2 separate regions of the Homo sapiens genome follow, and region 1 is linked to region 2. A link is a loop called in an ENCODE intact Hi-C map of the cell type or tissue named here. Cell type or tissue: sigmoid colon. All regions are shown on one strand. Links, peaks and the distances in the headings refer to the core of each region. The heading gives the core; the rest is flanking DNA. Region 1 has its middle 130 kb from the start of POU3F4. Region 2 holds the start of POU3F4 (POU class 3 homeobox 4).

The links. Hi-C counts contacts between places; a loop is a spot of excess contacts. Peaks named below come from ENCODE experiments on the same cell type or tissue, not always from the same donor. Only the 100,000 strongest peaks of a DNase experiment are listed, where the experiment ranks them.
Region 1: a loop joins it to region 2, with 5 times the contacts of the local background. A loop is called at or near these places in 1 of 110 quality-filtered maps.

The regions. Positions count from the first base shown.
Region 1 is chrX:83,634,134-83,637,051 of GRCh38, reverse strand. No RefSeq gene overlaps it. Among named protein-coding and RNA genes, the nearest start is that of POU3F4, 130 kb to the right of the region's middle. RefSeq lists an enhancer at 1,691-2,040. In sigmoid colon, for the core only: CTCF peaks have their summits at 1,390 and 1,590 (motif pointing right); a DNase peak (open chromatin) is centred at 1,621; H3K4me3 peaks cover 452 bases.
Region 2 is chrX:83,506,463-83,509,380 of GRCh38, reverse strand. POU3F4 (POU class 3 homeobox 4) reads right to left here and starts at 1,091. Exons shown (of 1, transcript NM_000307.5): 1 at 1-1,091. The coding sequence starts at 1,056. LOC107985635 (a long non-coding RNA gene) reads left to right here and starts at 2,650. Exons shown (of 3, transcript XR_001755986.2): 1 at 2,650-2,722. In sigmoid colon, for the core only: no CTCF peak of the experiment used is centred there; DNase peaks (open chromatin) are centred at 689 and 1,190; H3K4me3 peaks cover 1,830 bases; H3K27me3 peaks cover 1,469 bases.

The DNA.
Region 1 (2,918 bases), core at 302-2,801, 130 kb before region 2:
GTTGGTGCAAAAGTGACCGCAGTTCCTGTCATTACTTTTAATAACAACTATCTCATAAAGGTGTTTTGAAGGTTAAATATTAAAGTGCCTGTAATAGTACCTGATACACAATGTACGTGGTTTTAATGGCAAAAACCACAATTACTTTTGCATCCACCTAAAGAGGGGGGATTCATTTGACAGTGAAACATTGAAGTAACTGTAGATTAAGTGACTTCTCTCAATTATTCAGTGGGAGATTCTTCCAGATAGCATTCAAATTAGAAATTATTTTATTTCTGTTCAAAGTCAGACACATTTATATAACAGCAGTGCAAACAGATATATTTGTAGAATTACATTTACTTATATATGCTTATATACAATATTATATGCATTTCATCATTATAATGTCATTCTGTTACATGTTAAAAGTTTTGAGTGGCGTGTGTATGCGTATGTGTGTGTGTATGTATCTTTTTTTGTACACTGTGAAAACTCACATACTCCAGGAGAGGGGATCACAGTTTAAGATCTTAATTAGCAACCACCCAAATTAGTAGTGCATCTTTCAGCTGAAGGGATGAGGGAGGGAACATTTAGGAGTAGGTTGAAGATAGACAACAAAGATAGGAAAAAATTTGGTTACATCTTTATCTAAGAACATTCCTGAAAGCGATAATATAGGTGAGAGAATACTAAGCAACTTGGTGAGCCCCAGGTAATCTTTCAACACACACTGACATTTTTTACTTCTCTTCAGTTACACCCTGCAGAAAGCACAATACGAACACTGGGTTGCCAGGAGTTGGTTTGCCTTGATCTTTGGGGTTGGGAGAACTGCAAAGAGTTGAAGTGGTTTAGACATTTTTAGAATTTTCTGGAATGCATTCTTCAGATCCTCATTGTAATAATGCCCCTGAGAAGATTTCCAGCATATAAACTCTACTCTAGACCAGAAGCTTTATTTAATAATTATAGATGTGTTTGTCTGAATATGGAATCATTTGTATCTTGCCTGGTTGCAATAAGCTGTTAATCATCTCCTCTCCCAGTAACATTAATAATGGTCGTACATTGTGTATTAGGTACTATTGTAGGTACTTTATATTTAACCTTCAAAACGCCTTTATGAGATACATGTTATTATTTTCATTTTACAAAAACATTGAGAATTTATGGAACAAGACAAGGATACCCACTCTAGCCACTCCTACTCAATACAGTTAACCAGGGAGATGAAAGATCTCCGTGAAAATAATTACAAAATACTGTTGAAAGAAATTAAAGATGACACAAAGAAGTGGAAAAATAGTCCATTGTGGGCAGCAAGCCACCCAGGTGCCAAGGCAAGAGACCGAGGACACAAGCTGTTCCAATATAATAAAGAAAATATATAAAATAAGAATAGTTATACTAGAAATAGATTATAGATAGATATGATGATATATGAACATTATTAATCATCAGTTTATAGCATTACCCTTTATTCCAATATTATAATAATCTTTTCTCTACAATTATAACCTAGGAAAAACCAGGCCATAAAGAGATAGGAGCTGAAGGGGCAAGGTGAGAAGTGACCAGAAGACGTGTGAGCCCTCTGTCATGCCCGAACAGGGCCGCTAGAGGGCTCCTTGGTATAGCGGTAACGCCAGTGCCTGGGAAGGCAACCGTTACTTAGCTGATCTTGGTCTAGCAGTAGCGTCAGTGCCTAGGGAAGGCACTCATTACTTAGCAGACCTCCCCAGGAGAGTTAGAGAAGACTCTGCTCCACCACCTCTTGTGGAAGGCTTGACGTCAGTCATGCCCACCCACAGCCATCTGGAGGCCTAACCGTCTCTCTGTGATGCTGTGCTTCAGCGGTCACACTCCTGTTTCACTTTCATGTTCCATTCTGTACACCTGGCTCCGCCCTCTAGATAGCAGTAGCAGAATTAGTGAAAGTATTTAAGTCTTCAATCTTTCTGAGAAGAGCATAGAAGAAATAATGACGTAGGCTGTCCTCTCTCTCTCAGCCTCAGCTACCTAAAAGGGAAAGGCCCCCTGTCTGGTGGACACATGACTCACGTGACCTTACCAATCATTGGAGATGACTCACACTCCTTACCCTGCCCCTTTGGCCTTGTATACAATAAATAGCAGTGCAGTCAGGCATTCGGGGCCACTACTGGTCTCCGTGTCTTGGTGGTAGTGGTCCCCCAGGCCCAGCTGTCTTTTCTTCTATCTCTTTGTCTTGTGTCTTTATTTCTACAATCTCTCATTTCCGCACAAGAGTAGAAAAACCCACAGACCCTGTAGGGCTGGTCCCTACAATCCATCCTCATGGATAGTAAGAATTAATATTGTTAAAATTGCCATACTGCCCAAAGAAATTTACAGATTCAATGCTATTCCTATCAAACTCCCAATGACTTTCTTCACAGAATTAGAGAAAATTATGCTAAAATTCATACAGGACCCAAAAAGAGCTTGAAGAGCCAAAGCATTCCTAAGAAAAAAAAACAAACCTAAAACATTACATTACCTGACTTCAAACCATGTTACAAGGCTACAGTAACTAAAATAGCATGATACTCATACATAAACAAACACATAAACCAATGGAACAAAAAAGGCCAGAAATAAAGCCACACAACTGCAACAATCTGATATTCAACAAAGTCAACAATAACAAGCAATGGATAAAGGATTCCCTATTCAATAAACGATGCTGGGATAACTGGCTAGCCATATGCAGAAGATTGAAACAGGACTACTTTCTTACACCATTTAAAAAATTAACTAAAGATATATGAAAGACTTTAATGTAAAATCTAAAATTACAAAAACCCTTGAAGAAAACCTGTGGTATACTATTCTGGACATAGGACCTGGCAAAGATTTCATGATGAAGATGCTAAAAACAATTGCAAAAAAAAAATTGACAAATAGGACAT
Region 2 (2,918 bases), core at 155-2,654:
CACGGTGTGCGAATAAACCTCATGCGGCTGCTGATCCCCTGGCGGAGTCATTCTTTTCTCTTTTTGTCTTCGATTACAGAACCAGACACGCACCACTTCCTTCTCCAACTGGAGGCTGTCTGCCAGCGAGGAGATCTCCTGCGCGGCAGGCTTGGGACACTTGAGGAAATGCGTCTCCAGTACGCCCTTGACACTCACCTCGATGGAGGTCCGCTTCTTGCGCTTGCGGCCCTGTGCAGCGATCTTGTCAATGCTGGTCGGGCTCCCTGTGGACGAATCCGCCTCCTCCAGCCACTTGTTCAGCAGGGGCTTCAGCTTGCACATATTTTTGAAGCTCAGCTGCAAGGCCTCGAACCTGCAGATGGTGGTCTGCGAGAACACGTTACCATACAGTGTGCCCAGCGCCAACCCCACGTCGGCCTGCGTGAAGCCCAACTTGATTCTTCTTTGTTTGAATTGTTTGGCGAACTGTTCCAACTCATCAGAGGTTGGCGTCTCCTCGTCGGAGTGATCCTGGCAATGGTGCGAGCCCAGTTCGCCGTGATCCGGGGGCTCTCGGAGCACCGGGTGCAGGCTCTGTGCAGAGGCGGCAGCTGGAGGTGGGGTGAGTCCCCCGTGTTCCAGCATGCCGCTCACGGTGAAGCCAGGCTGCGAGTACACGTTGAGGGGTTGGCCGCTTGACGTGATAGACGGGTTCGGTGCCGGGCTGGCCCCCCAGGCGTTGGGGTGGTTAGTGTGCGGTGAGTGGTGGGCTACGTGTGGCGAGCGGTGATGGATGATCGCACCCAGTTGCAGGTCTTCGCGCCCGGGCTTCACGTCCTGCTGGTCCAGGGGGCTGGTGGCCAGTGTGGAGGACCATGGGCCCCCGTCGCTCAGACTGGTCACCCAGTGATGCCCGAGGGGATGCCCATTGCTGGGAACTCCCTGCAAGTAATCACTTTGGAGAAGTTTCTGAGGGTTGCGGAAAGGACTCCCCTGCTGCATGCCCGCAGAGTCCGCATGGACTAGGGAGGTGGAACTGAGAATGCTGTAGGGATTCGAGGCAGCTGTGGCCATGGTCGGTGAGGATCCCCTACTAGTTATAATGTGGCAAAGGGAGCAGCTTCAGCCTTTGACATCTACGGTGCGGGGAGCCAAAGACGCTAGCACGGGTTACCGGCACCCACCACGGCCAATCGCAGCGCGTCTCCGCCTGGCCAGGAGTAAGCCCGGCCAATAGCGGTGCGGGAGGTCGGGCTCGCTTTCCAAATTAGGCTGGTGAAGCTCCGGAGTTTCAATGAGACCCAAGCAGGAAGTGAATCAATCTTTCAGCTCCATTGGCTGCCTAGCGCAGAGTGGCGGCCGTACATTTGATTACTACCCCCCCCACCGCGGGGTTTATGTTGATGGGGAAAAGATGTGAGGGATGTGTTGTTGGGGGGCAGTCAGGGAGTGAGGTGGAAAATTAAGGTTGTAGAACTCCTTTTTGATTATTTAGATTAATCTAAATAAAGAAAAAGTAAAGCAAGTTTAAATGTCATTTTGATCTCAGTGAATAGGGATTTTTCAGACTCACTCGGCTGTCTGGGCGGGCTAGTTGTGTGCCTAGGACTGCAAAACAAAACGTCGCTACAAACTTTGAGCAAAGTAACGTCTTCGATTGGACCCTAAACCAATAAAGTTGAAACCAATGATTCCAATAAGAACATTTCAGTTTATTTCATTGTATTAAGAACCTCGATATCAAGGTCTGAAAGCTTCTAAGAGATATCCTGTTCTTTCAATTTTTCTGAAAAATTTTTTAGGTCACGAAGAACTGAATTATTCTGGGAAAGTAAAATCTAATGTGATACTGACAATATTCAGTTATTTCGAAGTTTGCTTCCCAATCTAGCTGGTCAATTGGAAACCTTGCTTTCTCACTGCTCCATATCAGTTCCCATCACAGATCCCACAACTTCTGTCAAAGGTTCTGCTTGCTGAAGCGGGCAGCCCTCACACTCACCCAAAACACTCTGCAGACCCACTACGAATAGGTATACAGGAAAACGTTCGTGACCCCGCGCCCCGATGCCATCCCCTAGGAAAATTGTTTTTAACCTTCACCGCTCCCCCACCCTCCTCACCCGCCCTGCATTTAATGTGCCCAGGAAATTCAGAGAGAGAGAAATGGCGGGATGTTTGGCATCAAGTACCGCCCCCACTTCCCCAGTCCCCATCAAGCTTGAATTTGCTTTCAGCTTGAAAAGATAGGACTGCTTTTACATTTTGGATAGAATAAAAGAGGTGAAACACTTGTGCTCCTTCTAAGCTTTTATAAGTTAGGAAAGGACAAGTCCGTGTGCTCCACAGCCCGGCGCAAAGGCAGTGCTTGGAAGCAGAGTGGGGAGAAAGGCAAAGATTTGATTTGTTCTAGCTGAGAAAAGGCAACACCAGATACCCAACATGGTCTTTGAAGTTAAAAAAATGACCTTTCGTTGAATAATTTTGGAGGTAACCTAGCTGCCTAATTATATTTGCACTTACAGAAGACGGCATCAGAGTTCCCTTATTGGTTTGAAATTCCATTAAATATATTGCAAGAGCGCCTAGGTTAAGCTTGATTTAAATTTGCATACATTTTCATATATTTAGCAGAAATAAAAGAAGGCTTGCTGCTACCAGAAAGTCATTAAGGCATTAGTTTCTCTAAGAAGACAGATCTGAAGAATGTGCAAGAAAATGAGAAAAAAATAAAAACAAGGTGAGCTTATTCTGCCATTCCTTTATATAGCTAAAGAGCATCTATTTCCTGTGAAATGAGTAATTTCTTATGAGAGCACAGAGCAATAGGAGCTGATATTGGTAAGTGTAAACGTGTTTATTAGGCATGAAAACCTGGCATCTGATTCAGATCTATTTCTTTTTTTCACTCTTTTTTTTTAAGGTAAACACTTAGT